Regions from separate parts of the Mus musculus genome. Here region 1 is linked to region 2. The links are chromatin loops, found by intact Hi-C in ENCODE. Cell type or tissue: left cerebral cortex. All regions are shown on one strand. Links, peaks and the distances in the headings refer to the core of each region. The heading gives the core; the rest is flanking DNA.

Evidence for each region. A loop is a pair of places that touch in the nucleus more often than their neighbours do. Peaks named below come from ENCODE experiments on the same cell type or tissue, not always from the same donor. Only the 100,000 strongest peaks of a DNase experiment are listed, where the experiment ranks them.
Region 1: it touches region 2 in a loop (2.2-fold over the local background); 5 of 42 quality-filtered maps call a loop at or near these places.

What each region holds. Positions count from the first base shown.
Region 1 is chr1:82,886,314-82,896,251 of GRCm38, forward strand. It overlaps Agfg1 (ArfGAP with FG repeats 1), which reads left to right. Exons shown (of 13, transcript NM_001368850.1): 10 at 62-154; 11 at 7,111-7,269; 12 at 8,163-8,254; 13 at 8,686-9,938. The coding sequence ends at 8,745. Among named protein-coding and RNA genes, the nearest start is that of Agfg1, 52 kb to the left of the region's middle. In left cerebral cortex, for the core only: no CTCF peak of the experiment used is centred there; no DNase peak of the experiment used is centred there.
Region 2 is chr1:82,834,432-82,844,369 of GRCm38, forward strand. Agfg1 (ArfGAP with FG repeats 1) reads left to right here and starts at 5,029. Exons shown (of 13, transcript NM_001368850.1): 1 at 5,029-5,458. The coding sequence starts at 5,292. It overlaps Gm34450 (a long non-coding RNA gene), which reads left to right. Exons shown (of 6, transcript XR_865579.2): 6 at 1-1,624. In left cerebral cortex, for the core only: CTCF peaks have their summits at 4,934 (motif pointing right) and 6,975; DNase peaks (open chromatin) are centred at 2,159 and 4,962; H3K4me3 peaks cover 1,979 bases; H3K27ac peaks cover 1,524 bases.

The sequences.
Region 1 (9,938 bases), core at 1,309-9,308, 52 kb after region 2:
TTTTAAAAATCTTGAATATTAAATATTAGGATTTATAGCATATTTTATACTTCTTTAAAAGCTACGCCTTCTACGAATCCATTTGTTGCTGCTACTGGTCCTTCTGCGGCATCGTCTACAAACCCATTTCAGACCAATGCCAGAGGAGCAACAGGTAAGAAGAAAAGACAGAGTGAGGCATTAGAACCTCTGGGGAAAGGAGCTTATTGTAAAGACTTAAACATGAGGCCTCCTTCTTAGCCAACAGTAGTGTAAGAGAAAGGGTAGGAGACTTTATTCAGATACGTCATCTGAGCAGCTGGGGGTGCTGCTGTCTGTGTGCCTCTCATCCCAGGGCTTGGCAGACTGAGGCAGGAGGATAAAGAGTGTGAGGCCAGCCTCAGTTACATAGAAAGAACTTGTCTAAAATACAAAAAAGACAAATGCTACTGAAAATGTATAAAATTTAGGAATTAACATACTGGAGCTGAGAAATTGCGTTTCAACCCTCTTGACAGAACCGTTGGTTTCCAGGTAGGAAAGCTCAAATATGGGTGGAAGAGTGTGATTGACAAGGGTGGTTTGGTTTGCTTGCTGCCAGAATAGCTGTTAGTCATTCAGTATTAACAAAATACTACCTCAAAGCCCCATGAGATTATATTGGATGAACAAACCGTGTTATAGTTCTTTATTATTTTGTTATTTGTAATAATACTTTATTATTATATATAAATGCATTTATATAAAATTCTAATTAAATATCTCTAGTGCCTCTTTTTTAGGGCTCCTATTTTTTTGTTTTATTTTTTTAACTAAGAGCTGAGGATCAAACTCTGGGTCCTCCTGCATCCTGGGCATGCATTGTACCAACTAAACTATATATATATATATATATATGTGTGTGTGTATATATATATATATATATATATATCCCCACTTATTCTGGAGTTCAGTACTTGAATATTTTATTTCTCAGTACCTTTTTTCATTACTTTTGTTTATCCTCCCTCCCCCTTTTCTATACTTGTTACATACGCAAGCCAGTCACATTATTTATTATTGATTTTCTTCCATTTCTCTCTTACTGTCATTGCCTGGCATGGCATGGCAGCAGTTACAGGTGGTGTGGTCAGTCTAGACTTTGTAAGCTTTTTTCTGTGTTTCAGAGTAATGGACCGAGAGCTTCAACTCTAGTTGAAGCAAGTGTAGGTGTGAAGTTTTTTGTTTGTTTGTTTGTTTGTTTTGTTTTGTTTTTCAAAACAGGGTTTTTCTGTATAGCCCTGTTTGTCCTGGAACTCATTTTGTAGACCTGACTGGCCTCAAACTCAGAAATCCACCTGCCTCTGCCTCCCAAGTGCTGGGATTAAAGGCGTGCGCCGCCGCCGCCGCCGCCGCCACCACCACCACCACCACCACCACCACCACCACCACCACCACCACCACCACCCGGCAGGTGTGAAGTTTTAAGAGTATATCATCATAGGCTGGGCTGTGGTGACATATGCCTTAAGTTCCTATCACTCATGAGGCAGTGGCAGGAGTGTCTCTCTGAGTTTGAGGCCACCCTGGTCTACAGAGTTGAGTTCCAGAAAAGCCATGGCTACTCAGAGAAATCTATGCCTAAAATCCCCACCTTCCCAAAGAGTATATTATTATAATATACCTAAATCATTAAGAATTAGTAGTTAAGACAAATGTCTTTATTATTGGCAAGACTAAGGATTATGATAGTAGAGCTTCCATGGTGGTATTTTGTCTTTAAACCCAACCATGAGGGATAGACAGAGGATCAGGAATTGGAAGCCAGTCTAGACTACTATGGGGAGAATCTATTTAAACAGAGAAACAAGAATTAAACACTGCTGTATCACAAGTCTGAATAATAAGTATTATTTTCCATTTATACAAATATTTTAGTCATAATTTAAGTATTTGAAATTCCTATCGGATTTAATTAAAAAATGATTTGTTTAGGGACTGGTGGGGTTGCTAGGTATATAAAAGTGCTTCTTGCTAATCCATCGTGAACTGGAACTCAGATAGTAGAAAAAGAGAACCATTTTTCCTAATGTGTGCTTGCTGTATTAAAGTTACCACAGCACATTGTTCAGTTTATAGAGATAACCAAAAGAAGAGAAACTCAAATTACACCTTGCCTGACTAAATCTGTGCTTCTCTCTGGTGTGAGCAGTGCTCCCTGGGCAGCCAGACTGGCGTCAGAAGCTTTAAGTCACTGTGTGATTGTGTTGTACTGTGTGCATCAGAGTTAGGGGTCCCTCACGACCTCTTTACTGTCTTCTGGTTTTAAATAAGAAAGTTTTTGTTTGCTTGTTTTTTAAGATCTATTTGTTTTATTCAGACACCAGGAGAGGGCATCAGATCCCATTACAGATGGTTGTGAGCCACCATGTGGTTGCTGGGAATTGAACTCAGGACCTCTGAAGTCAGTGCTCTTAACCACTGAGTCATCTCTCCAGCCCAATATGAAAGTATTTTAGGAGCTAAGATTCTACATAGACTATAATACTATATGTAAAATCCATAGCTTATCTAAGCACTGTTTAATTTTAAAGTTTATCAGAAAGAAAATATTCTCTCTACAAAATTTTATTTCAAAGTAATTTTTTGTTTTGAGATAAAATTTCTTTGTGGAACCCTGACTGTCCTGGAACTTGGTATATAGCCTTGAACTCTCAGAAATCTGTATACCTCTGCCTTCTGAATACTCGTAATAAAGGCACGTGCCACAATGGCTGTCTATTTTAAAGTAATGTTTGCATTATAAGGTGTTTTGACACCTTTATCACACTGGATTCTTTCTTAGGTTATTATTGAATTGATTAAGCTGAAACAAATGTTGAAAGTGCAGTACTGCACAGCTTTGACAATGCACGATCCTCAAGAGCACCTAGTCTTTTGCAGCACTTGGATTACTTGAGGCCTCTTTCTTCTCAAAAATGTTAACTCTGTAAAAAAACTCCTTCAGATAGCTTTGGAAGAACAGTGTAACAGTTCTGTGCTCTTGAAGATTGAAAAATAAATATCAACCTAGGATGTCAACTCTGTGTTAGACTAAAGTACAGTAGTGGTTAATACTGGTTAACGCTCACTGTTCACTGAGAAGTTTTAAAAATAGTTTTATTATAGAGAAACTGGGGTGGGGGTGGGAGATGATAAATGGCCTGTAGCACTTGTGTGGAGATCAGAAAACCGCTTTTAGGATTAGTTCTTCTGTTGCAGGATCTAGGGACCGAAGCCAGGCTTCAGGCTTATGCAGCAAACACTTTCACCTGGTGATCCATATTGCCAGCTTTAAGAGGTTTTTAACTCATTAGTCAATAGAAAGAGTTCTGAGCTTTAGTAAGGGTATAGGGGGAACACTGAGATAGCACAGTTTAACAAGCTTTACCGATGCAAGAGTAGTCGAAGGAAGCCTTTGGATTTCTAAGAAGAGTAAAATACATTGACTAAACTTTATTACAGAACCCTTCCTTGTCAACTGTTTTTTTCTCTTAAACTTTTAAAAGTGTATGTGTGTGTGTGAGAGAGAGAGAGAGAGAGAGAGAGGGAGAGAGAGAGAGAGGGAGAGAGAGGTATGCTTGCATAGGGATCTTCATAAAGTGATTGGACAGTACAGTACTGGCTATCATCCTCAGGAATGCCATCCACTTCTTTTGGGACAGTCTCTTATTGGCCTGGAGCTCACCAGTTAGGCTACACTCACTGACCTATAAGCCATAGGGATTCTTGTGTCTCTGCTTACCCAGTCTGGAATTAACAGGGCATTTTGCTGAATGTACAGTGTAGTATAAAATCTGTTTAAATTGGCAAGAAAAATATTTCTTGCTTCCGTATAGTACATTAACTTATTGTTACACTTAATTTTTATAGCAGTTTTGTGCAAATACATAGATCCTATTATCTCTGTACCTCTCTTTCTCTTTGCAATGAGGAAACTGAAAGATGTAGAAAGTACCAGAACTAAGACACAGACTTCTCTCTTCCATCAGTGTGTGCCTCATTCAGATTTGTGCTAATCTAAAAAAGGATTGTAGTGCAAAATGCATAGAAATAACCCTAATTTAAACAAAACACCAGTTTTAGAATTTAGTAAGCCATGTTTTTTCCATTAGTTAAATATATGCATGTAATTCTGCCCTCTGGTACCCCTGGTGAGCTGTGCTCAGGACACATTTCTCCATTCTGTTGTCTATGATGCTTTAAGTAGACTAAAGCATATGCATGATTAATGATTTTTCTCCTCATAATGCTTAGCTCTTTTATCTTTAGATATTTCTAGTTATGTCTTGATTTTTTAAAAAATATTTATTGTATGTGTATGAGTACACTGTAGCAGTCTTCACATATACCAGGAAAGGGTATTAGATCCCAGTAGAGATGGTTGTGAGCCACCGTGTGTGTGTTTGGAATTAAACTCAGGACCTCCAGTAGTTGGTGCTCTTAAGCACTAAACCATCTCTATTCAGGGACTCTGTTTAAGATTTGGAGTTTCAGGTGATAAACATTTTTGGATTTGTCTCATGATGCTGTGTGTGTGTGTGTGTGTGTGTGTGTGTGTGTGTGTGTGGTGTGAGAGAGGTGGGGTGCTGCCCTGAATTTTACTTTGTAGCTGAGGCTGGCCTTGAACTACTGATCTTTCTGCTGTTGTCATGATTTCATATGTATGCCCATATCTGGTTCTTACTGTACCGTTTTTAGGGTTATGGTTGTATCTTCAAATGCTAAAGAAAGCTAAGATTATTTTTATTTTGAGACAGAGTGTCACTCTGCAAGCTTGGTTGGTCTGCAATTTGCTGTATAGATAAGGCTGATCTCATTCAAAGATAATCTTCCTCTCCATGCTGGAATTAAAAGGATGGGCTGCTGTGACCAACTACGGAGGATTTTTAAGAATGGATTTCATTAGTGTTTTTTCATTTGGCATTTATTTTTCTAAACTGTTAAAAGTGGCACATTCCAATGTCATGAATGTAATTGAAACATGAAGTCTGATGTTGGGGTGTGTTTCTATTGTATATTTCTGTGACACCTATGGGCAACTGTGTGTTCTAACTCTAGAAAGCTTTAATGAAACCAGTTAACTTTTATTTTAACAGTAGCTGTGTATAACTTAATTGACCTTGGTCTCTTTATGGCTTCCCATAAGGCCTTTCTGGAGCAATGCATTCTCAAGTGTTTCCTCACGCTCATTTTGGTAGGTGGCCACAACTAGATTTGTGTGGCAATATGTCTAGCTGCTTGTGGAAGCTTCTGCTAGTCTTTTGGATCCTTGCATGTGGAATTAAGTTACTTCCATGTTTTAATATGGAGTGGGCATGGATGTGTGGCATTAAGGTCACATTGTATTTAAAGTAACATGAGTATCCTATGGAATGATTTATGCTTTAATATTGAAAAGCATTGCTTACCTCCATGGTCACGGTAGAATGTTAATAGCTGTTTTGATCATTTTTCTTATGTTTAAATTCATAATACCTTTAAGTGATATCTTTCTGATGTACCAAATCATTTTCCTGCTTTAGCTCATCTGGAGTTTGGTTTTGCCTAACTGTCCAAGCTTTGCATTGAGTGCTTTAAACAGTGACTTGTCAGTTGCATTAGTGCATTTTGTCTGCAGTGAAACCCTCCTGTCTCCCTTGCAATGTGCTCAGACTTTTTTTCATTCACTTGCTTCCCAATAGCCTGGTCTTTCTTTTCTTTTCTCCTCTCCCCACCATAGTAAAAAGCTAAAAAAAAAAACCTATAGTCTAATTAGATTCGTTAAACCAATTTGCATTGTCACAAACATTAGAATTACTGTGGATAACGTATGTAACACTTTTCAGTTTGTTTTTAGGTAAAACATTCTTTGCTTTGAATTTGGTAAAATATTTGAAATTGGGAAACAAATTGATGGGCTTTTCAGTTTTTCCCCATATCCTTATTTTACTAAGTCCCTTCCTAGAACAAACATATCATTGGAAGATGCTATTTTAGGTATTTCTTACCAATAGCTGATACAGCATTCTGCTATTGCATGACACAATACTGGAATGGAACTAATTTCTTAGCCTTAGTGGTACATTTACCAACCTTTGTCCCTGTGCCTGTTGAGGCAGATCCAGAGAAGTTCCCAATTACGAGTCTTGTTCGGCAGAAGAGATATATGTGGTTGTTTATGTAAATGGGGGATGACATAGGCATATCACATAAACATTGGTGATTTCCATGTAGATTACCTGTTAAGGCACTACCCGTCAAACACAGTAAGCCAAAGAAGATCTACTAATATTGAACAGGGGACTCATGATAGTCTTCATCTCTTCTAAAAATGGTCTTTGCACTTATTTTCCAATTTTTGTGCATTTACACCAACATCTGTAGCTCACACTGTCCTCCATTCTCTTACAGTTGTGAAATGGGGGTGTAGAAGTATGAGTTTATATGTGTATATGTGTTGTGTGTATAAATATATATGTTTCTATATATTATGTGTATATACATATATAAAATATGTATATGCATATATAAGTAGTTAATAGGAACTTAATATATTCTTATACTTGTATTGGTGCTTTAAGTAGAATTTTTCTTTCTTTGTCTTTGGCTGTAGTTATACAAGTATAGTTTTGAATGTCCTGCCTTTCACCCTAGTTGTCCTATAAATTATGTAATTTTTAGTGAGCTCTTTGAAGAAGTCTTAAAATTTTTTCTATAGAAAAGTGAACCTTACACAATAGCAGGTACTTAGTAGTTAAAGTTTGCTTGTTTTGTTTTTTTTTTAACTGGATATAGGAAAAGAACCTAAAATCCAGGATGTATATAATGCTGTACACATGACAGTATGACTGGCTTCTGAAACCAGGCTGTTGTTTGACTTTATGTAATTGCTTATGGAAGTCTTCTTAGGATTTCAAATGACAACTTTAGTAGTTTTTCTCTCTGGTCATTGCATTTCAGAAGAAAACTTCCTAGGTTACCACAGACAGTGTTTAACTGTACTGACTTTGTCAGGATTTGTTGGTTTCAAATGCCCTTAATACGTGTCTTAGTCTTTTCAAGGTAAGTGCTTGTATGCCACACTGAGGACTGTTTGCGGTATCTCTGACCTACCCTTTCTTCTTCTATCAGCGGCAACCTTTGGCACCGCATCTATGAGTATGCCAGCAGGATTTGGCACTCCTGCCCAGTATAGTCTCCCTACCAGCTTTAGTGGCAGTTTCCAGCAGCCTGCCTTCCCAGCCCAAGCAGCTTTCCCTCAGCAGACAGCCTTTTCTCAACAGCCCAATGGTAAGTAAGCATGAACATTCGGCCAGCTGCACGATTTCAGTACTTTTACAGACTGCCTTAAGACTGCAGTCGTTTTATTTGCTCAGTGTTGACTACCTACACTAGAAGAGCCTTTGGCGATGTGGGTTTAAGGAGACTGTGGTTTAATACATTTCCTTGATGTTAGGAGACATCGGTGACTGTAAAAGTCTTCTCAAAGTCACCATGTCTTTTGTCTTACAAGTCCATCTTGTGTGTTCTCATGTTTCTTGACTTGAAGTGCAAATTGTGTAGTCCTGTAGACTTCGAGTATTAGTTTTATTTTCTTTTTCCATGGCAAATGGTTGCTGGTATGCTTTTAGGGTGGGCGTGTGTATTTTGACTAATTCTCTAAATAGGTGATAGTGCTGCGCTTTATTTATAATAGGCTAAAAGATTCCCTCAGCCTTTCTTTTTACCTATTTTTTTACTTGCTTAGCTTTGAAATCCATACATTTCAGAAATGTAGGTGGATCTCATGCCTTCAGTAGTTAGGAAATACAGTGCAGAGTGGTCATAAATGATGACGTTTCCTAAGAAATACTGTGGTATTGTGTAGAATCCATTTATTGTCCCAAATAGTCACATAGTCATCAGTTAAATCCTTGAAGGTAGAGTTAGATTACTTCAGAACTCTGAGGCCCTTAAATACATGTCATAGGAAGTTTGTCTCTGGTACCTAAAAAGACATGAGACCTAATGTGTTAATTTCGTTTTGTTTTTTTGGTTTTTTTTTCCCATCTGTTAAGAATTTTTATGAAACTTCTAATACTGAGATAGGCTCTTGGTGGCAGTGTAATTTATAACTGGTTGTTGTTCTCTCTCTTTCTCTCTTCCTCCCCCTCTCTTTCTCTCTTTTAAAAAAAAACCACAAGGTGCAGGTTTCGCCACGTTTGGACAAACAAAACCAGTGGTAACCCCTTTCGGTCAAGTAGCAGCTGCTGGAGTGTCTAGTAATCCTTTTATGGTAAGTGAATTTTAGAACCTTAGAGAAATGAGTTGTGTCTTCTTTTTAAACTAGGGAAGCCAGAGTGTGGCTGTAGTGTGGCTGTGTCTGCACAACCAACTTCCTGTTCTGTTCTGGGACGCTAGAGCGTATGTAGGCCCTTACAAGGCCTTGTAGACATTGTTGCAAATCAGAGAGCTAAGACCAGATTCGCTGTTTTATCATGAAATGCATGCACGCTTGTCAAATTATGCTTGAGGAGAAACTGCTAGATTTAGGGAAGAGGAGTCCTAAGAATGAAATTTTTTTATTTGAACTTACAAGTTCTTCTTTAAGTGCTAGGTTCCCCTTTAGGCATATTCAAGCCGTGCATGTGTGTGAAAGCTCTCATCTCATCCCATCCCGACATCATTTCTATCTGTTGACTTTGTCCTTGTGTTTGTTCCCGACAGACTGGTGCGCCGACAGGACAACTTCCAACAGGAAGCTCATCCACCAACCCTTTCTTATAGCCTTACTTAGACTCTGTACCGGAACGAACGTTTATGTGACCATATTACATCTCTTCGCCTCTTGCACTGTTGTCTTGTTTCACTGATCTTAGCTTTAAACATGAAAGAAGTCCTTAAAATGCCTGCACTGTGTATTAAACACCAGGTAATATGTGCAAAACAGAGGGCTCAGCAACAACTTTTCACTTGTGAATTGGCAGGAAAAGGTAGCGGCATCATGTAAGTTAAAAATTGGCTAATGTTAAGTTATTGCAGATCCCACATTCATTATGCTGCAGTACTGTACATATTTTTCTTAGAAATTAGCTATTTGTGCATATCAGTATTTGTAACTTTAACACATTGTTATGTGAGAAATGTTACTGGGGAAATAGATGAGCCACTTTTAAGGTGCTGTCATATAGCTTGGAATGAATGATTAAAATCATTTGAAGCATTGCTTCTGGGAAATTCAAATTGGAAGGTTTTATTCATTCTTGAATTTTTCCTTCTCAAGAGCTCTTCTATTCATACACGGCTAAGTTCTTTAAAGATGTGGAGGACACCTGTCTGCGGAATAAAGCTGATCATGTTTTGCTACAGTTTGCAGGTGAACAAAATAAATCTTAGAAAATATGCTATTGTTTTTGTGTTCTTGCTGCAATGCCTTTACCAAAGTGGCCTTAAATGTAATGAGTAGTGAGTTGAGAACATCTTGAACTCTTAAAGACTTCTAGTGACTAACTTTTTTTAAAAGGCCATGTAGAAAATTTATTAAAACTACTAGGACTGCTATATTCAGGAATGTGACAGTGGAAAAGCATTTAAATGTAGCTTGTCAGATTCACCATGCTACTTCTAATTTCTCTGCAACTTCTTAATTTTGTGAAATTTGTAAATATGGAGAATTTGCATGTATGTGTATTTACAAATATTTTTTAAAGATCTTGAATTCTCAGACTGCAAAAGGCCTACTTTAACTATTTTCCCCTCTGTTTTCATTGTCTTTGAATGTATTGGAAGCAGACATGCATTGACTGTGACATGGTTGCACCTGAGGTTCCCCCCTCACTTTCTGGACAGACTGATACTATCTATCAAACATTTGTTTCTGTTGGTTTGGGGATAAAGAAAAAGGAACCCAATGTTACCTTAAAGTGATGAAATACTTGTGTAAAAAGGTAGCAATACTAATTTTAGTTTATCTTTTTGTT
Region 2 (9,938 bases), core at 1,023-9,022:
AAAGCAACCCCACCATTCACTTCCTAAATCCAAGCTACCAAAAATAAGAACTCAGAATACAGTGCAGGTAGCAAGGAGGACCAAGGGGGCAGGTTCCTGTGTGGCAATGGCTCTCTGTGACTCTGTGGAACCAGACAGTGTTAGAAGTCTGAAGCATGGCCCTCCGTGAAGGAGGAGCCCCCTCCTTCCCACTCAAGAGCTTGGAGGGTTGAAACCTCCGCCAGACCAGCTACAAGGGAGGGTACTATGCTTCTCCTGCTTTTGCTTTGGGCCTGGCCTATGGCGTGGAGGGCGGGGCAGCCGAGGATGAGCTGGCCTCTGCCTTCTGGCTCTGTGGGGCCTCTCAAACCCCAGGGTTTGTTCAGGATGTTTTCTCTGACTCATGCGTGGTGATAACACAGGCAAGGACCTTGAAGCGACCCAGTCAGTATTCGAGGAGGTTTTAGATTTTTTTTTTTAACTACTGGGGGGTTTGGTTTCAGAATTTGGAAATTCCTTAATAAAAGCACTATAGTTTTGGCAGAACTGTCACCATTCTGGGAGCCCAAACAGCAAACAGAAAGCTGAACCCTGCTGCCTCAGACCAAGGAGAGCTTTCCTATTTGACTGTCTGTTGCTGTGTTTTATTTATTCACCCACGTAATATTTACTGATCCCTTTCTAAGTGCCAAAACCATTTTAGGTGCTGGAGCAATAATGCAGTTCTGGGCCCTAGTACCTGGTCTCTTCCTAAACAAAGCCTATAGAGGTCTGTGTGTGTGTGTGTTGTGTGTGCATAGCAGGATGACGGATCTAAGTGAAATCACACCGCAATGTAAATAACTACAACACTGCGTGACATAAAAAAGAGGTAAATGGGCTATCAATATATATTATGGGATAGGATTTGTATAGGTAGATCTGTGAAAAATACTTAACCTAGGGCCAGGTGTGTTCATCTCAGGACTTGAAAGAAATCCCAGCACAGTGAGTTCCAGACCATCCAGAGGTTGTGTGTACGTGTGTGTGTGTGTGTGTGTGTGTGTGTGTGTGTGTGTGTTTGGGGGAATTGGGCATGATGGATATGATGGGAGAAGCCACTTTGGTTTAAAACCGTGATATGTGGAAAGGCCCTTCTAGAGGAAAGAGTGCATATAAAACTAGAAGCAGGGATGGACAGCGGTGGTAGATACTTGAAGTGGTACCTGAAGCATGTGGGGTGTGGGCCAGGGAGACATGGTTTGGTAGACAAGGAGCTTCTTAGGGCCTGGGATTGTAGCTTGGTTGTTAGTATGGTACTTCCCTCTCACGCAGAAGGCACTGTGCATAATACAGCGTAAAACTGAGAATGGGACACAAGCTTGTAATCCCGCTCTGGATAGGTGGAGGGAGGAGGACCAGAAATTCGAGGACGTCATAGGCTACATGGTGAGTTTCAGGCCCATCTGTGCTACAGAAAAGAAGAACCACCCCTCTTAAAAGCAACATGAAGTCACTGAAAGGCTTAACAGGGGCTTGGGGAGCTTTCTGTGGGGGATGCCTGAATTGCATTTGCATTTTGAAAAGATGATTCTGGCCGCCAAGTTAACATCTTTTAAGGTAATTTCTGCTCAGCAGATCCAATAAACACATCATGGAGGCGCTAGTGGAACGAGTTTTGAGTTTGAGTCTTGACTGCCTGCCTCACCGGTGGCTCACAAAAAAGACAGCCTTTCAAAGCTTTAGTTTCCTTGTCTATAAAGTGGGATAATTATCTCTCTCATGTTCTTGAGAGGGTTAAAGGAATGAAAATAGACACAGCCTTCCTGCATCCCAAGTTATTCTCTGATGTTTTAAAAGGAGAAATTGATGTTGATCTTATGTGCGGTGAGAAAGCTAACATTCAGAGGGCCAGTTTTTCTTAGACAATACACCTTGGACGTCATATGAACCTCAGCTGGCTCCACATCCTCTTCAACAATGAACACACAGCACACGCAAGCACTCATTTAATCAGCCGTAGAAGCTGCTGCTACCCACTTTTCCAGTTGATTCTGGCTTTTACTAGATGATAGACCACAGGAGAGATGAACAACCCAGAATGCAGACAAATGATAAGTGAGCCTGGCAAAAATAGAAGCCGAAGGCTGTGGGAGGGGCGATGTGGGGGAAGAGGTGTGGGAGGCTTTTGCCGGGAACCTGTAAGAGACAGTGGTGCTGTCCTCTCCTCAGAGAGGGGCCAGCAGTTTTGTTCTGTTCTGATAGGCCACCATTCTGCATGCCTTCCTCTCTTGGTTAGCCTGGGACCTTGACAGAAGGTGGCTCACGGGATCATAAGTCTAGGTTTTGTTAAAATACACTAGAGCTTACTTAGTCTCCCATTGGCCAATGGTGAGATGATGTCAGCAATGACATCATTGATTTATAGGGACACTTAAAAAACTGTGATCGCGATGGGAAGATGAAATGCGACCAATAGGGATTCATCAATAGGGGATCTTGGAAATTCAGAAGTAAAGGCAAGGAATAAAATATGTATCTTGTCTTTTTGATGCATACTTAGTAGATGCGGGTATGGTCTTCTGATTGGTTGGTTGGTTGATTGACTCACTGATGCAGCTTCTTACCACGTAGTCCCTGCTGGCCTGGAACGTGCTGTATGTGTAAACTGGGCTGGTCTTGACTTCACAGAGTCCCATCTGCTTCTGCCTCCTGAGTGCTAGTGTTAAAGGGACCACGTCAGGTTTGCTTTTTTGTCTACTTTTTTTTTTAGATTCATTTATTTATATGAATATACTGTAGCTGTCTTCAGACACACCAAAAGAGGACATCAGATTCCATTACAGATGGTTGTGAGCTATCATGTGGCTGCTGGGAATTGAACTCAGGACCTCTGGAAGAGCAGCCAGTACTTTTAACTGCTGAGCCATCTCTCCAACCCATTTTTTTTTTTTTTGGTCTATTTTAATGGAAATATTTCAGCTAAAATAATAAAGAATTGGATATGACAGAACCAGAATATCACTGTCAATGACTGCTAACATCACGACAACACCCCTGTGATGTGCCTCCCAATGGAAAAACATGCTATTGCCCAAACTGAACCAGATACAAATAAACTAGACTTAACCTCGTATTTGTAGACGATGGAGAGGACGGGGATATGCTAAATGTCACAATGAGAGGAGAGAGTGTGAGCAGAGAGAGACGGCAGGAGACATACCACCTGGTTCCCCCGCTCTAGAGGCTGAGAGATTCTAGGGTCTGAGAGAATGGAGCTGATACATGAAGTAGGCTAAAGTCTCACACAGAGCCAACTTTATTTGGAGCATCTGACAATTTATACTCTGAGGGTTAAGAGGAGTCACGTGACTTAAGCGTACAGTCACAGGGCAAGCAGCACTTGGAGGGCAAGCTGGAGAGGTGAGAACACACGTTTCCACGGAGGCACAGGAACAGATAACAATGAGCCATGTGAAGTAAACTCAGTTCTATCTGCTACACCTGGAAGGAGAATGGAAAATGTATCCCCAAGGACAAGTTACTTGGAGTTTTCTCACAAGCACTCAGAAATCTCTTCATGGGACCCCATTCTTGGACTGTCAATACCTGACTACAGTTGTACACTAACCGGTCAAGGGAAAGTAGTAATTAAAAAAAAATAATGATCTGAGCACTAACTTCAACAGCGGCAGGACATTTGATGACTGTCAAAGAATTAGTCCTAACTTTCTCTGTATGCTAGCTGTACTGTAGTTACATGAGAGGGAGGGGAGGAAAGAAAAGGAGAGATGAGAGAGAGAGAGAGAGAGAGAGAGAGAGAGAGAGAGAGAGAGAGAGAGGGAGGGGGAGGGAGGGGGGAAGGAAAAGGGGGAGAGGAAGAGGGAGTTTTTACTTTTCTTGGGCTAGGGATAAAACCAGGGCCTGCCTATACATAGTAACCACTCTGCCTTTGAGCTACAGTCTCAGTCCTGAAATATATATATATATATATTAGTAATAAGTGGGTTTATTTTAAGATAAATATGATATTGGGCAAGGGGATCAATAAAGCAAGAAGAGACATGAGCTGATAGTTGTTGAAGATGAACTCTGGATCCTAGGGATAGTTAAATTTCTCATGTAGGAAACAGTTCAGAAACACTAGCCATCCTATCTGCCCCCCTTTAATAATAATGCCATTTACTATTATAATAATGTTAAGTTAACCCGATGGTTCCCCGGGGCTGACTCAGCATTTTCAGCTAGGAAACTTGAATTCTCCTCTTGTGAAAACTACTCCATTTGCAGTGGGGGCTGGGACAGTATTCGGTAACTCAGTTTTTGAGCCTCCCCACACTCCTTTGAGAAATGAAGGTACAGATGGTTTCTCATACCTTACCGCAGGAGTTCTCTACCTTCCTAATGCTGCTGCGACCCTTTAATACAGTTCCTCACGTTGTGGTGACCCCCCACCACAAAATTATTTCCATTGGTACTCCATACCTGTAATTTTGCTACTGTTATGAATAGTAATGTAAATTGTGTTCCCCGATGGTCTTAGGTGACCCCTCTGAGAGGGTTGTTCAACACCCCCACCCCCACCCGAACCAGTGTCTTAGGGGCTAGCAGTGATTTCCTGCAGCCTCAAAAGGTGGGTGTTGCAGTTGGACTATGTTGGAACTCTGGCTTCGGCAGGTAAATACCGTCGTAAATTTATCCCAGTGCACCATACAAATTTAAGTCTAGAGTAGCGGAGTGAATGGGGATGACTTGGAAGAAGGCGACTAGGCTAGATTCTGTAAGGGAAGAATTTGGAGTGTCTCCTAAAGCAGCGGGAAGCTGCCGGGAACATTTCTGCCTGGAGGAAGATAGCCTGCTTACACGAAGCTCTTTGCACGTACAGGCACCCAGCGGATAAGGGCTGTAATTTATTGACACCATTGTGTCTTCTCTACCCCGCCCAGCTCCGACCCTTGCCGCAGCGTGGCCGCAGTGACTCCTCCCGGCCAGCAGAGGGCGCCAGCCTGCACTTGGCCCCCGGCTGCCCGAGGCCGGTCTCCTCTTGCCGCTCCCCCCGCCCCCCACCTCGTCTTTCCCCCTTAGGAGAAGTCGGGAAGGTGGCAGCGGCGGCGGTGGCGGTTGTCCCGCCCGGCCGGTTGGTGTGACCGGTCGGCGCGTGCTGCGCAGCTTCCTCGCCTTGTCCTGCCCGGCGGAGCCGAGCGGAGGCCGAGACCGGAGTCCGCGAGGGCGGAGGCGGCGGCGGCCAGGGCGGCCCGTGGGAAGGGAGCGCGGGGCCCCGGCAGCGCCGCCGGCTCCCGGCCCTGCCGGCCTCCTCGGTCGGAGCCGCGGCCATGGCGGCCAGCGCGAAGCGGAAGCAGGAGGAGAAGCACCTGAAGATGCTGCGGGACATGACGGGGCTGCCGCACAACCGCAAGTGTTTCGACTGCGACCAGCGCGGCCCCACCTACGTGAACATGACGGTCGGCTCGTTCGTGTGCACCTCCTGCTCCGGCAGCCTGTGAGTGCGGACGGGGGTCGTGGGTACCGGGCCGTGGCGGCGGGGCCCGTTGGGGATGCGGCCAGCCTAGGCCTTGGGGGCCGGAGATGCTCTTGCTCTTTGGCCGGGCGAGGGTCCAGCCTTGGGGTGGCCGGCGTGGGTGGGGCGTGGGTGGGGTCGGGGTCAGCCAGCGGCCGGCCCGGCGGAGCATCCCGGCTTCCCGCCGCTCAGCGGGCGTGGCCGCGCCTCGGGGGGCGCAGGCGGGGAGCATCCCCGGGAGGGCGGTGCGGGGCCTTTGTGCGACCCGCAGCTCCGTGGTTGGGGGGCCCGGCCTCTGCTCGGTGCCGCGGAGCTGGTGGGGAGGGTGAGAGCAGGGACGCAGAAAGCTGGGGATCTTCCTCCGGTCCACAGCACTCAGGTAGCTGGGGCGTGTTGGGGGCGGGCGGGGGGCGTTAATAGGTCTTGATGGCTGAGGTGTGAATCCCAGGAGAAAAGTTCTCCCTAGAGGATTAATTACGTGAGGCGGGGAGGCAGCAAAAGCACGAGGGTTGTGGCTGCATGGCTCCAAGTGTCCTCAGTTGGGGAAAGTTTTACTGGAAAAGGGTAATCAGGAGTTGTGCGCTTCAAAATAAGGATGGAGCTCGATGAGATTTCTGTATCAGAACCCAAGTGTCCTATCTGTCTGGAGAAATGGGGACTGGGAAGACAATATTGAGAAAGGAGATGGAGGTGACCGCCTGAAATTACTCAGATGGCATGTCTAGGCCTCTCTGTTTAAGCTGTGTTGTGATGGGAATTTTTGTTCTTGTGAAATTTCACTTGGAAAGGTTGCAGGTGACTCTGGAACTGATTAGATGCAATTATTTTCTGGTTATCTTGAATTCAATGCATTTTTAATGATCTGGTAGTTAATATTCCTTGGGTCTTAAAAAATATTACCGTGCATGTCGCAGTGTGGGGACACGTGTGCATGTTTTGTATACCTGGGTTCACTTTTACAGGCTGAACCTTTTCCTGGGCCCTCCCAAAATTTTTTATTATATTAATAGCAATGTACATAACACGTAGGAAATTTTGTAAAAAGTTGAAGGATGTTGACATGGCCAATAATTCACTATTCCCCCAGACACCCTTCCATTTTGAATTTGGGCAAGGAGGCATCTTTGGTTCTTCATGAGTATAACATTATTTTGGGTGGTTCCTATTCAGTTTTTGGATGAGCTTTAGTTAGGGTGTGGTGATAAATAAATGCCTTGTCTCAGCATTTACATTCTAATGGAGACAGTGGATATACGTAAGAAAGACCAGTGTCTGGGTTCTGTGTTCAGCTTTGGAGTAGTTCGGTAAGAGGGTCCTAGAGGTTACTTTCAGGGTTATAGTTAGGAAACACTCTGAATTTTCCACAGCTGCATGTGTGGTTAATGGCTTTCATTTATAAATGAAAATTAGGATGTTAAAGTCACTTATGTTAGGCAACTTTGGTGAAGCTAATAGTTCAATTTATTTAAAGTGTACTTTATTTACTCTTAAAAAAAGATTTATTTATTTATATGTATATGAGTACACTGTCACTGTCTTCAGACACACCAGAAGAGGGCATCAGATCTCATTACAGATGGTTGTGAGCCACCATGTGATTGCTGGGAATTGAACTCAGAATCTCTGGAAGAGCAGCCAGTGACTGCTGAGCTAGCTCCAGCCCTTTAAAAAAATTATTTTCATTTTTAATGTGCATTGTTTTGCCTGCATGTATATCTGCGTGAGGGTGTCAGATCCCCAGGAACTGGAGTTACAGACAGTTGCAAGCTGCCATGTGGGTCATCGGAATTGAACTCAAGACCTCTACAAGAGCAGCCAGTGCTCTTGACCACTGAGCCATCTCTCCAGCCTCGTATACTTTACTTTTAATATGTGCTTAAGAAGTATGTCCTGCTTTTGCAAAGCATGAGGTCCTTCGATGCATTTGAGTCTTTGGATTGGTAAATGTATATGTGTATACACACATACATATGTATAATTTATTGCTTTAGAATTGACATGATTTAGAGGTCTTTATAAGTACATAAAGTGCTTCCCTTGCAGCAAGTATGTAAAAAAATGTTTTCAATGTTTTAGAAACATTAGACATATAGGATCTGTCAGTGTGATTTTGTTTGTTTTACCACAGGGTCTCTCTATGTAGCCTTGGCTGTCCTGGAACTCCCTCTGTAGACCAGGCTGACCCTGAACTCAAAGAGCTCTGCCTGCCTCTGCCATCTGAGTGCTGGAATTAAAGGTGTGTACCACCATCCCTGCCTCAGACCCATAGTTATTACCCTACACAACTCCAAATGGATCAAGGACCTGAACATGAGGCCAGACACACACCACCGCCCAGCTCTTTTCTGTCTTTTCTGTGTACTGTGTATACAAATGCATGCACCATCACACTTGGGTGGCTTCAGAGGAGGGATTGTAGGAGGCAGCTCTCACCTTCCACCTGTGGACCTGGAGATTGAACTATGTCATTAGGCTTGGTGGCAAGTGCCTTTACTGCACTGAGCTGTTGCTCTAGACTGCCAGAATAATTTTTTATTTTAAGGGATTTTTTTTCTTGAACATGTTGAACATGTTCCTTGGAACATGTGAAAGTTCATATGGAGATGTCACAGAGGTGTTGATGTCTGAGGAAAGATCTTCAAAGACAAGTCTCAGGTAGCAGCAGCTTTGAGTAGTAGATGAGGGGGTACTTAGCTAGGTGACCCTGCTTTTTCTTTTGCCTCTAAAAGCCATGTGATTAATACTGAACATAGCCACTCAGCAGTTTTTTCTCAGATAGGAAATAGTGAGAATAAAAGCCTCTGATGATTTGTTTTCCATACTAGAGATAGCCTCATACAGTGTCTGAGACACTGTAATGCACACTGGGTATTGCTAACAAGAGGGAGAAGGGAATAAAAGACACTGATGTGAAAAGCGCCTCCATCAGCCTGTCAGATCCTTTTGGGCTGTAGCCTCAATCCTGACTCAAATGGACTCAAGAGATGAAGACAATTTGCTGATAGGGTTTAAATGATAATTTATTTCCCTCATATGAAAAGATGGTTGCCTACAGCCCCTGGACTGTCACAAGCTGCACTTGAGTGTAGTTAGGTTAGCCAGACACTGTGTACCCCGAGCTAGAGTCTTCAATACGTGCTCCATCCTCATGCTAGAACTAGGATCCCTAGAGTCCTAGTGCAGAAGGCTCGGATTCCTGCAAAGAAAGCACAGATGCTGCAGTGTGGCCATGGAGCGAGTGTCTGCGCTATCTAGCATGTGGAGAAACTGGAGCTCCTGAGGAGTTGGATCTCTGGAAAGCCATAATGCTGGAACACAACTTAGGAAGAATGAAGTAATAATTATGTATTTCTTATGTAGACGATATGGTGTAATCAAGAGTAAGTCATGTACATGTTGGCATGTGTTCATCCCCTTGGCTTAAGACTTAAATTTGTGATGACAGTGTTGTGTGCTCATGGTTGTTAAGTGGGACTGGCACATGGCTGTATTAACTTACTGACTGTACTGTATTTGAGGATAGGGCAAGCAGGGTAGGTACAAGGATGAAGCAAGGCTCGTTGGCTGCCACTGCCTGACTTCTCTAGCAGTGTCACTGTACAGTTAAACAATGTCTGTCACAAGTTCTATGTTTTAGGATGATAGATATAATAACCTACTTTTTATTCCTTCAATAGTACCTTTGCTGGCAATACTAGATTCAAAGCCAATCTCTCCGTTTTTTTTTTTTTTCCTTCCAGATTTTTGTCATATACTTAGATGGTGCTCATTCAGAGTAAATGAACACAATTCTGAAACTTTTAAAAGAGACTTGCAATTTAGATGCAGTTCAGTGTTTGTTAGGGAGACCAGTCATGCTGTGACTTACTGGTTTGTTTCTCTCTTTGTCTTTGTAGAATACTTAAGCTATGAACAGATGTTCAAATAATAAACTACAGACACAAATTTGCCTTCATGGGACTGGATTATAAGCTCCCAGGCTGGAGGTTCTGGGTTTAACCTCTCAGGCTGAGGCTGGGGTTTGTTGTAATGACTTTTGTCGTTGGACACACAGTTTCCTGTAACCCAGACTGGCCCCAAACTCACTGTAGTGTTAAGGATGGCTTTGAACTCCTGATCCTATTGGCACTGCTTCCCAAGTTCACAAGGTGCACTGCCATGCCTGGTTTATGCAGCACTGGGGACAAATACTCTATCTCTTGAGCTGCAGTCTACTTTTTGTTTTTGTTATTTTGAGACAGGGTCTTATTGTGTAGCCTGCACTGGCTGTAAACAGAGCTAGTCCTGCCTCAGTCTCCTGAGTGTGGAATTATTGGTAAGCCACAATGCACTGCCTAAGGACTAGTTAGAATGAAATTGTTTTCTGGAGATTATAAAGAGAGAATCAGAAAGTTACATGAGATTGTTTTATTTTGAACAAACAAACACATAAATTGTTTAGTGAAGGCTTAGGCAAAATAAA